Regions from separate parts of the Homo sapiens genome. Here region 2 is linked to region 1. Evidence: chromatin contacts called from ENCODE Hi-C or POLR2A ChIA-PET data. All regions are on one chromosome and are shown on one strand. The core of a region is the stretch at or near the end of the contact, and the rest is flanking DNA. Distances in the headings are between cores, read along the strand shown.

Region 1 (4,947 bases), core at 1,338-3,837:
TTACCCCATTTTGGGTATGTCTTTATTAGCAGCATGAGAGTAGACTAATACAACCGGTTTACTTTTTATTCCTGGGCATGACTTTCTGGGGTTTCATATAAATGTCTGGGGGTGTGTGCCAAAGCTCTTACCTGTAAATGGAAGATACTATCATCTACCATGCATGATTATGATAAAGTTTAATGGACAATAGGATTTGTTCTAAGCACAATACACTGAGGTCTATGCATCTAGTCCTCTATCTTCCACTCCCCATTCCTGGGCAAACATCACCTCTCCCTCCCTGCCAGCTTTCCCATCTGCGACACTGGAGTCCGTTAGGATCATCAAAGAAACTGAGCAAGGCACCTGAGCCCTGTGTTCAGGAGGACCTGAGGACAAGGCCCAGGAAGTTCCTCAGTTTCTCTGAGTCTCAGGTTCTTCATCCAGAAAGTGGCAATAATAATGTCTATTCTGGAATATTGTTACGAAGATGTATTTAAAGCAACTAACATAGTTTCTGGGAAGCAATCAGGTTGCAAATAAGGATATCCATGTTAATGTTCTGACCACCCTACCAAAACAAGATATAGAATCAGGAAACACGGGCATTGCTGTTAGTAACATAAGAACTTCTGTTATTTCTCCTCAGTCCTAAAGATGGTTGTGAATTCAGATCCTATGTCTATGCCTCAGCATTTTCCTGTAGTGAGTGTAAGAAGTATTCATCCCAACTGGCTTTATTCCTAATATTTAGAAACAACTGTGCATAGATAAAGCGGTCTCCTAAGCCTCAGTTTAAGAACCAGAATCATTCTCTGCTTTCAGTTACGAGGAAGCTAAGCTATACGTATAAAAAGAAGAGATTGAAGGATCTGAAAGTGGCCACGTTGCCTCACTGCCCACCCTGCCTCCCCAGCACACACCCAGACTGTCTCCCATCTCCATCGCTAACTTTTGAGAACCGGAACTGAGTGTGTAAGGGACAGAGGGTGGCATCCATCATTTTTATATCAAGATGCCAATATAATCACTTTCTGAAAAATAATTGCAAGCCTAAGTATATTAAAGGTCTCCTTTCAAAGGCTGCATTCACAATATTCCCTGAATTTAACCTAATGGGAACTAAATTGTGTTGTTATTCAAAGAGATTCAAGGACTGATTATTATTTCAGAATATAAGCAACCTTTGGATTAGTTTTGAAAGATACACAGGAAAAATCTTAGGTATGGCAATCCAGCATTAGTGCATTAGTGAGCATCTACTATGAGCTAGATGCTAGGGAATAAAAAATGTAAATGAGAAGTGATTGCAAGATTCCTGCAAGGTGCCGGGCGAAGTAACAATCCCACTGGGCAGTTCTCTCTCCATTTCCCATCCCCATGGGAAGCAGACACACATACCACTCACCATTCCTTCTTCGTGGCGTTCTTTCCTGGTGTGAATCCCAGGCCACGGGAGCACAGAGGAGGAAGTGACCACCGGGGACAAATAGTGGGCAGAGCAGGATGGACTTCAAAGAAGGATATTTTAAAGCTGAGGGATATAATCTGAAAGTGACACTTTTGAAGACTAAGCCAACTGGAGCTTCAGCTTGCTCTCACTTTCATGTCACCCTCAGGACAGGGCTGCCTCTGCCCATCCCTGGTTGCTACCAACAGCACTTTCAGATTTACAAGGGCTGTGTGAGGCTGGTGCTGGCTGGGGAGGAGGAACCCTCAGCTCATCTCAGGGCTCAGACAGGCAACATTCTCAATCACACACAGCAGCCTGCCATCCAGTCCAGAACCGTTCAGGACCAACTTGAAAAAGTGCCTGATTGCGGAAAGCAAGCCCCCAGCACATGCTCCTGGTCCAGGCTGGCACCCTGAGGCCTGGCTCCTGCTGGCCACAGCCTCACCCTCCCACCTCCTCCCGCACCCCAGCTGCCCTCTGCTGCACCACGAGGGTCTGTGGGAGAGAAAACAATCGTTCAGGGAAGATTGAAAACACCCCTCTTGCTTCTTGCCAGAGAATTTGCATTTTTGGAACAGGTTCTTATTTCTTTTTAAGGCTCAGAATGAGAAGCTTTTAGAAAAGCTAAAAATATCTGTTAACGAAGAAGCAAAAGAAAAAAAAAAACTATCCAGCTTTCTCTTCTTTCTGTGCAAAAGGCTCGGCAGCACCCGGAGGTGCAGAGTCAGCTTTTAGATTCTCTCGTGGGCTGAAAGTACTAGGGAGGAAAAGGTGTCATCGAGGCCTGGATCTTTTAGAAACAAAGATACACGGAGATAAAGATAAAAGAAACCCGAGAGCATGCTACAAAATCATAGGAGTTGAAAACCGAAAATGGTCTGTTAGAGTTAACTTAATATAAATTCCTTGTTTTACAACTAAAGAAACTAACATGCAAACAGGTAAGATGGCTTGCCCAGAGGGGAGGCACAGCAGCTGGGACTAGGAGCCCGACTTCCCCACCCCGGCCAGTGCCCCTTCCTTGCCTGGGAAGACCTCCCTCCCACCATCACAGCACTTGGACCTACAACCGTGAAAATGACTTTAGAGGATCTGGTCCAACCACTGCTAATAAGGTCACCAGCCTCAGCAGCAAGCTGCCTTCCATCCAAGCCTGGGTTTCCCAGCAGCCAGGATGAGTTGCCCCAACTCTGCCTCCTGGGGCCAGGCTTCCAGAACTCAGGGAAACACAAAGGCTTCTGATGGAGTTTCCACCTAGGACTTGGCGCATCAGTAAGAAGGTCATGAACTCGTTCAGGATCAGAAGCATTTAATTATTGGTGGACATTAGAGCTAGAAGGACCCTGCCCTCCATTTAAGCGACAGAAACAGAGGCCAAGAAGGGATATGGCTTGTCCAGGGGCACCAGCAGTTCAGTGGGATTCTGCTTTGACAGGGCTGGTCCTGCAGTCCCCTGCTGCCTCTGCCAAGCTTCTCCTTCGTTTGGATTTTTTGTCCTTCGTGTATTCTCCCAATCGATACCCTCTACCAAGTGCCTACTATGTACCAGGCGTGGTTCTAGTGCTAAGGATACAACATAGAGCAAGACAAGATTCCGACCCTGGGGATTTTATGTTCCACAAACCCCACGTGACCCACATCAGCCCATGAGACATGGGACTCCTGCACGGATGTAAGGAGGTTTCCCCACCCTGGCTTCCCCTAGAAAATGCTTTCCTTCAAGTATGTGCATCCTGTCCCATGGCTCCTGATCACCCTACAAGATGAAGCCCAAGTTCAAAGCCTCCATGACTGGTTCTGCCCACCTTTCCCACATTTCTTCCCCCACCCCCACCTGCCAAATTGTGCTGCAGTCACACAGATCCATAAGATCCACCTGGAACTCCTGCGTGGGGCATTGCTCAGCCTGCCACCCACCTGGGGCGCTTTTCTTCCTACTCTTCCTCTCCTACTCTGCGGACCCTCTTCCCAAAGCAAGGCGTGGGCCATTTGCTGCATTCTAATTGCATGTCTGATAGTCTGTGAAGTGCTTTACAGATGCTACATCACCTAACCCCACAGCGTCGCCGAAGAGACCACCGGCTCAGCCTTGCATGCCTGAGAATCACCTGGAGGCGCTGTAAAATATAACGCCCCCAGGTTCCACCCGAGATCCTCATGTATTTGGACTCTGGTGCTTAGGCATTAGAAGCTGTAAATGGTCCCCTTGGGATTTCAATGTGCAGCCAAGACTGAGGACAACTATAGTCTCTCCATTTTGCAAATAAAGAAGAGAGGTGCAAAAAAATTACCAAACATGCCAACATAAATTCATTGATTCCCATTTCTGTTAAAAAAGATAAAAAAGGCTAGGCACTGTGGCTCACACCTGTAATCCCAGCACTTTGGGAGGCCGAGGCAGGTGGATCACCTGAGCTCAGGAGTTCAGGACCAGCCTGGCCAACATGGTGAAACCCCGTCTCTACTAAAAAATACAAAAACTAGCCAGATGTAGTGGCAGGCGCCTGTAATCCCAGCTACTTGGGAGAATTGCTTGAACCTGGGAGGCGGAGGTTGCAGTGAGCTGAGATCGCACCATTGCACTCCAGCCTGGGTGACAAGAACAAAACTCTGTCTCAAAAAAAAAAAAAAAGATAAAAAAAAGCAGTTTATGTGAAAATGGGATTTCTCTCTCAGGTGTCTGCTGTAAGGACCTCCAGTATACGGTGGCCAGATTTAGCAAATAAAAATGCAAGACACCCAGTTACATTTGAATTTCAGATCAATAACAAGTACTTTGTTTGGTATGTCTCAAATATTGGACATACTCATGCTAAAAAATATTTGTTGTTAATCTGAAATTCAAATGTAACTAAGCATCCTGTATTTTATCTGGCAACTCTACTCCGGTAAATCAACACAAACAGAAGACTGAAATAGTCGTATATTATTAGGAGACAAATCCCCAGAAAGTGTTTTCAAGTTGTTATGTAAAATTTGACTCTTGCCTTGACTTTACCTGCATAGTTGTATATTTACTAAAGACTCACAAACAGAATGTCCATAATGCAAAAAATAAAATAAAGACAGGTGAGCTTTCTTTTTTTTTTTTTTTTTTTTTTTTTGAGACAGGGTCTCACTCTGTTGTCCAGGCTGGAGTGCAGTGGCATGATCTCAGCTCACTGCAACCTCTGCCTCTCGGGTTCAGGTGATTCTCATGCTTCAGCCTCCAAGCAGCTGGGATTACAGGTGCCCACGACGACACTCGTGTAATTTTTGTATTTTTAGTAGAGGTAGGGTTTCATCGTGTTAGTCAAGTTGGTCTTGAACTCCTGACCTCAAGTGATCCACCCACCTCAGCCTCCAAAGTGCTGGGATTACAGGCATGAGCCACCGCACCCAGCCCAGGTGAGCTTTCTAGACCTCTGTATGCCTACTCTTTTATGTGCCTAATAATAAATCTCTCAGTTCAGGCTGGCATTGCACTGGAGATTTTTCAGCGCATTTTGTATATGTATATTATCTTTTGGTTC
Region 2 (5,453 bases), core at 1,724-4,223, 36 kb before region 1:
TGTAAGACAGATCAATCTGCATTCAAAACCCAGTCTCTCCTCCTTAGCTGAGTAATGATCACATGAGGAGCTGAAGTCCTCTGAAGCTCAGTTTCTCAATTTGGAATAAGGTATTTACTGAGCATTCTTTGCTAAGCACTATGCTAAATGTTTGCTTATATCATCCATCTCAGCTATACTACAACTTCATGGTGCTTTTTAAATCCCACTTTACACATGAGACAACTGAGGCACCCAGAGATGAGCCCTTTTCCTAGATCTGACCTTCTTTTTTTTTTCTGAGACAGAGTCTCGCTCTGTCACCCAGGCAGGAGTGCAATGACGCCATCTCGGCTCACTCCGACCTCCGCTTCCCAGGTTCAAGTGATCCTCCTGCCTCAGCCTCCCAAGTAACTGGGACTACAGGCATAGCCCAGCTATTTTTTTGTATTTTTAGTAGAGATGTGGTTTCACCATGTTAACCAGGATGGTCTCGATTGCCTGACCTCATGATCCACCTGCCTCGGGCTCCCAAAGTGCTGGGATTATAGGCATGAGCCACCGTGCCTGGCCCTTACCTTCTATACATGGAGAAAAGATTTGTACGTAGGCAGTCTGACTTCAAAGTTCTTGTCATGACCATTATACTAAAGTCCTTCACTCTAAAATGCAAGTACCTGGCCGGATGCAGTGGCTCACCCCTGTAATCCCAGCAATTTGGAAGGCCAACGTGGTAGATTACCTGAAGTTAGGAGTTCGAGACTAGCCTGGCCAACATGGCAAAACCCCATCTGTAATGAAAAATACAAAAAAATCAGCGAGACATGGTGGCACACACCTGTAGTCCCAGCTACTCCGGAGGCTGAGGCAGGAGAATCACTTGAACTCATGAGGTGGAGGTTGCAGTGAGCTGAGATCACACCACTGCACTCCAGCCTGGGCAACAGAGTGAGTCTTCCTCTCAAAACTCAATACGTAAATAAATAAAATGCTAATACCTGAATCCACCTCAGAAAATGATGGATTGATGTAAAGTACACAGGACAGTGCTTCTTAGCTCCCTTTTCTGAGATGACATAAAGTCTCATCCACTATTATTTTCAATAATTCACTGCATTGGCCCAAATAAAGTGATGAAATCTGCTAAACTCCTGGCCACTTATCTGCCTAAAATGTCTTCATCCCCTCAACCCTCATCCTAACCTGGGAATCATAGTGTAATGAACCTTCATCCCAGGCAACCTCTGCATAGCCCTCTCAGTTCTAGGGAGATTTTAGGGTCAAATTTTTCAGGTTTTATAAGAGTGTATCTCATCTTCAAAGGAGAGTCTCTGTGTGTCTCCTCTGGGAACTCCCAAATATACTCAATTATTACTTTTTCTAAGAGCAACAGACAGCAGTCAAGCACCCACTACATATCAGGCCTGGTGCCACCTGCCAGAGACACCAGAGCAAGCCCAACCCACACATTACACCCATCGAGCTTAGAGTTCAGATTGGAGACAGCCAGGAAGCAGCAAGGTCAGAACTGTGCAAAGGTCCAGAACGTTCAGGGAAGCAGGGAGGAGCCACCCAGCAGTGGGGAGCCTGGTGGGCAGATAGAGCTTCCTGAAAGATGTGGCCTCAGAGCTGACACAAAGGCTGGAAGGATAACCAGAAGAAATTCCAGGAGAAGCCACCTAGGTAGATGTGGCCAGGATGCACGGCTGCCATCAGAACAGGAGAGGCCCAGCTACAGGGAAACAAATGTGGAGGGCGGGAATGAGAAGAGAGAGGCGCGAAATGGACCAAATATCTCACCAAGATGATGCATCGCTCATTCGCTTAATAGACAAACTCTGGGAAGTGCCAGCACATTCTGTAACCTTACTACAAGCCCTGAAAGTAGAAAAGACGCACGCAGCACAAAATGACTGTATGGCTCTTTGCTCTGGATACAACCCAGTGAAAGTTAAATATAAATGCTTGAGAATAAATCAGAAGTCATATACTTATAAAAACTTATGGTATCAAAATTGCTTTGCAGCAAAACGTAAGACGTTCTAATGGTCTTTGCTTCCCTTTCCCCTGAACCCAGCCCCTGTGAAGTAAACACCCTGTATCCCCAAAACTACTTTGCAAACAATATCTTGCATAGGTCTGATTAACATGCATGATGTATAACGTATTTCTGTATGTGCAAAGCAAAATTCCATTGAGTAAAATGTACTCAGTATCTTAAAGCAAAGAATAATAACTTCTTTCCTCTGAGTCTAGGAGTTAATTTTCATGCTGGACAATTTTTTAATAATGTTGGACACACCATGGGATTTTTGGAAGTTCATTTCGTTTTGAGACTTCTTAAGTTATAATTTTTCTTCTGGCTCAGATGGATCTTTTATCTGTTCTACCCTTAATATTCCTGCTAATCTTAGTATAGAAAAGCTTCATAATTTGAAAAAGAGAAGTTTAACAAGACATGAGGCTGATTGTTTGCACAATCAGAACATCTAATTGAGCTATAGTATTCTAAACCATGCTTGCGTGCAGGGAGATAATTTTTCCTTCATTTCCTATTTTATCAGAAAATTAACCTTCATTTAAAACACTGTGGTCTGAAACACTTTTATAGCTACATTCTCTCCGCTGTTCAAAAGAATTTGAATTTTAAATTTGCCATCCTGGTCTTTAAAAATGAAACAAACTGCGGACGCTTTGGGAACCAGGTGTTTATGATCAAGGAGACATCAGAATGTGACCCGGGTCCAAAGCACTGCTCCTGCCAACCAAGGGGACTATGCTACCAGATCTGTTTTTAGTTTTTCAACCTTTGGTGAAATAATGAGGCTCTGAATTTGCATAGCAATCTTTTTGTCTGAGAACCTAACAGCCCCGCAGATCTTTCATTTCATTGCACAAACATTGGAAGCCTTTATTAAGTACCTCTCTGCATGGAGAACTCAGCTTGGCCCCAGACAAGCCAGACTTGAATCCTGCAATGATGACACAGAGTTGGCCATGGTACAAATGAAGTTAGGTAATTCATTTGACACACAGTTCACTAAGCACTCATGACACGTATGTAACCAGAGTGGGCCCAAGTTCATCTGGGGTCACCTTGTCTTATAATATTCTGGAAAAAATACCCAAACTGTCATTTCAGAGATTGCTGATATTTCTACCAGGAATTTAGTCTCCATCAAAATATTTCTAAAGATTTTGAGACAGAGTGAAGGGTAGGAGGGGGCACCGTCTCACATCTAGCCCTCTGTTATAGGTTGAATTGTGTGTGCCCTCAAAATGGATCTGTTCAAGTCCTAACCCCGGGCGTCTGTGAACATGACCTCATTTGGAAATAGGGTCTTTGCAGATGTAATCAGGTTAAAATGAGGTCATTAGGATGGGCCCTCTGTCCTTATAAGAAGAGGGAAATGTGGACATAGATGCACAGCAGATGCAATGTAACAACAGAGGCAGAGACTGGAGCAACACAGCCGCAAGACGGGAGTGCAAAGGATGGCCGGCAACACCAGAAGCTGGAACAGACAACAGAGAATTCTCCTTCACACATGAGAACACGGACAGCCCCAGAGATTAGCCTTTCGCCCAGCTCTTGCCACTTACCCATGGTGATGAGATCTGCATGCAGGCATTCTGACTCCACGGTTCTTGTCTTGACCATCGTACTAAAGTCCTTCACCCTAAAATGAAAGTAACTGGGTCCACTTCAGAAAGGTTTCAGGTTTCAGAGAGAGTGAACCCCTGCCAACACCTTGATTTTAGACTCCTGGCTTCCAGAATTCTGAAATAATGAATTTCTGTGGTGTCAAGCCACCCAGTTTGTGGAGTTTTGTCATGGCAGCTTCAAGAAACAAACACACCATCTCAGTTATGTCTATCTTCCCTGCCACTCGGCTCCACAGGTAAGCAGGGATCCAGGCCTTTAACTCTCAGACTTCCCTCATCCAGTACTGTCACGTGTAACAGACCTTTAGTGAAGGGCTGGGTATAAAAGAGGAGAATTGCTGTACAGACCAGAAATAAAACCCCATGTCTTTGCTGCTGAAGTTTAGCTTCCAGAGGGGACCCTGGCTGGCCCCGCCAGGGCTGTGGTCCCAAACTGTTGGCAGCGGCCAGCAAGCTTTTTCCCCTAGAGTTCTTATCCTACCTCCCACCACAATTCTCAACTGAAATCCCCATTTCTAGGATTTGCCCGTAAGAAAATGCAAATTACTTTATAGCAGAACAACCTGTCTACTCCAAGAAGGTTCCTGTTTTCCTTCTATGCAAAACACTTACATCCTCTTGGTCTCAACCACTCCAAACTAGACTCCCCCAGAACCATGATCTGATCAAATAACCAAAAGGCTCCTTCACAGATTGTCCAATAATGTGTCCTCACCATGGGGGCTCTGGGAAATGGTTTGCAAAGAACCCCTCACATCATAATCACTTTGAGTGCCTACTAAAATGCAGATCCCACTGGATTACAGATTTTTTAGCGGGAGTTTAGGAACCTTCGTTTTAAAAGGGTCCCAGTGACCAAGAGCCACAGTGTTAAAGCCAAGAGCACAAACTTCAGCCAGCCTTTAAAATAGCCATTCTTTCCCCCCTCGATAACAATGCCAGGGGTAGAGACTGACAGGCTCGCTGCAATGTCCCCTTGGACCAAGTTTGATTTTACTCCTGTTACAAATACAGTATGGAAGCTCCAGACACCCTCCCACCAACCTCTCCCTTCCCAGCACAGGGATGGCTCCTCCCTGGCCAGGCCTTAGTCTCACAGGTGGCACCCCCTTTGCTATTGAACTTGAACCCCGATGCCACTTAGCAGTGGAGACTTTGGGCACTCTAGTCAGAAAGAGCCACTTCCTCCTCTGGTCTCCTCCCACTCTCAGGCCCCAGCCAGATCCTCCAGCAGTGGCCACCTCCCTCCTCACTCCAACTTCCTCTTTCCTAGTATCTCCTGAGACTTGGTAAGACCACCAACATATATTAATAGTTCCTAAATTATTTTAATGCAATAATTCAGGCCAGGTTATTTGGTCTTACTGGAATTGAACATAAAATAATTCTCACCCTGAGGTCGATGCACCTGCCCTGTATTGAAGGCACAGATGAAGCTGAGGCCCACAGTAGATGTCTACTGTTATCACCGGCTTGCTCTCTTTCCTTTCTCTTTCCCTCCTGTTTATCCACTCTAGGGAAGAAGAAAGCACTTTCCTTCAATAAATATGCATTAAACTCCTACTTTGCTCCAGGCAATGGATATAAATAACTCAGGGACTTTACCACTGAAGAAGGCATAAAAAGTAAACAAAAGCTATGAAATAAATATGGACCATGTTCTATTGGAGTTCAGAGGAGGGAACCTCTAATGCTGCATGACCTAGTCAAAAAAGCCAGCACAGAGATGCTGGGACCTAGAGCCATGAGGTCACCCTAGAGGAGGCATGAGAAAGGATGAATCCTGTAAGGTCCTTTTGCTCACAAGC

Evidence for each region. A loop is a pair of places that touch in the nucleus more often than their neighbours do. ChIA-PET counts read pairs that join two places held with the same protein, here RNA polymerase II (POLR2A). Pooled maps may share reads with other maps.
Region 2: a loop to region 1 is called in a map of GM12878, with 1.9 times the contacts of the local background. The contact joins two enhancer-like sites. A Hi-C loop is called at or near these places in 4 of 168 maps with a recorded cell type or tissue (CD14-positive monocyte, GM12878, natural killer cell and 1 more), 1 of 37 single-sample maps with no recorded cell type and 2 of 50 pooled maps. POLR2A ChIA-PET finds 5 or more read pairs at or near these places in 5 of 52 experiments (GM12878, H1, K562 and 2 more).

What each region holds. Positions count from the first base shown.
Region 1 is chr2:8,276,349-8,281,295 of GRCh38, forward strand. The region is part of intron 7 of LINC00299 (long intergenic non-protein coding RNA 299); the gene reads right to left. Among named protein-coding and RNA genes, the nearest start is that of LINC00299, 50 kb to the right of the region's middle. RefSeq lists an enhancer at 1,383-1,884 and a silencer at 1,619-1,668. Within about 2 kb of position 2,588, at least 3 of the 41 ENCODE cell types and tissues checked have a DNase peak (open chromatin) inside an H3K27ac peak, as active enhancers do.
Region 2 is chr2:8,239,983-8,245,435 of GRCh38, forward strand. The region is part of intron 7 of LINC00299 (long intergenic non-protein coding RNA 299); the gene reads right to left. Among named protein-coding and RNA genes, the nearest start is that of LINC00299, 86 kb to the right of the region's middle. Within about 2 kb of position 2,974, at least 2 of the 41 ENCODE cell types and tissues checked have a DNase peak (open chromatin) inside an H3K27ac peak, as active enhancers do.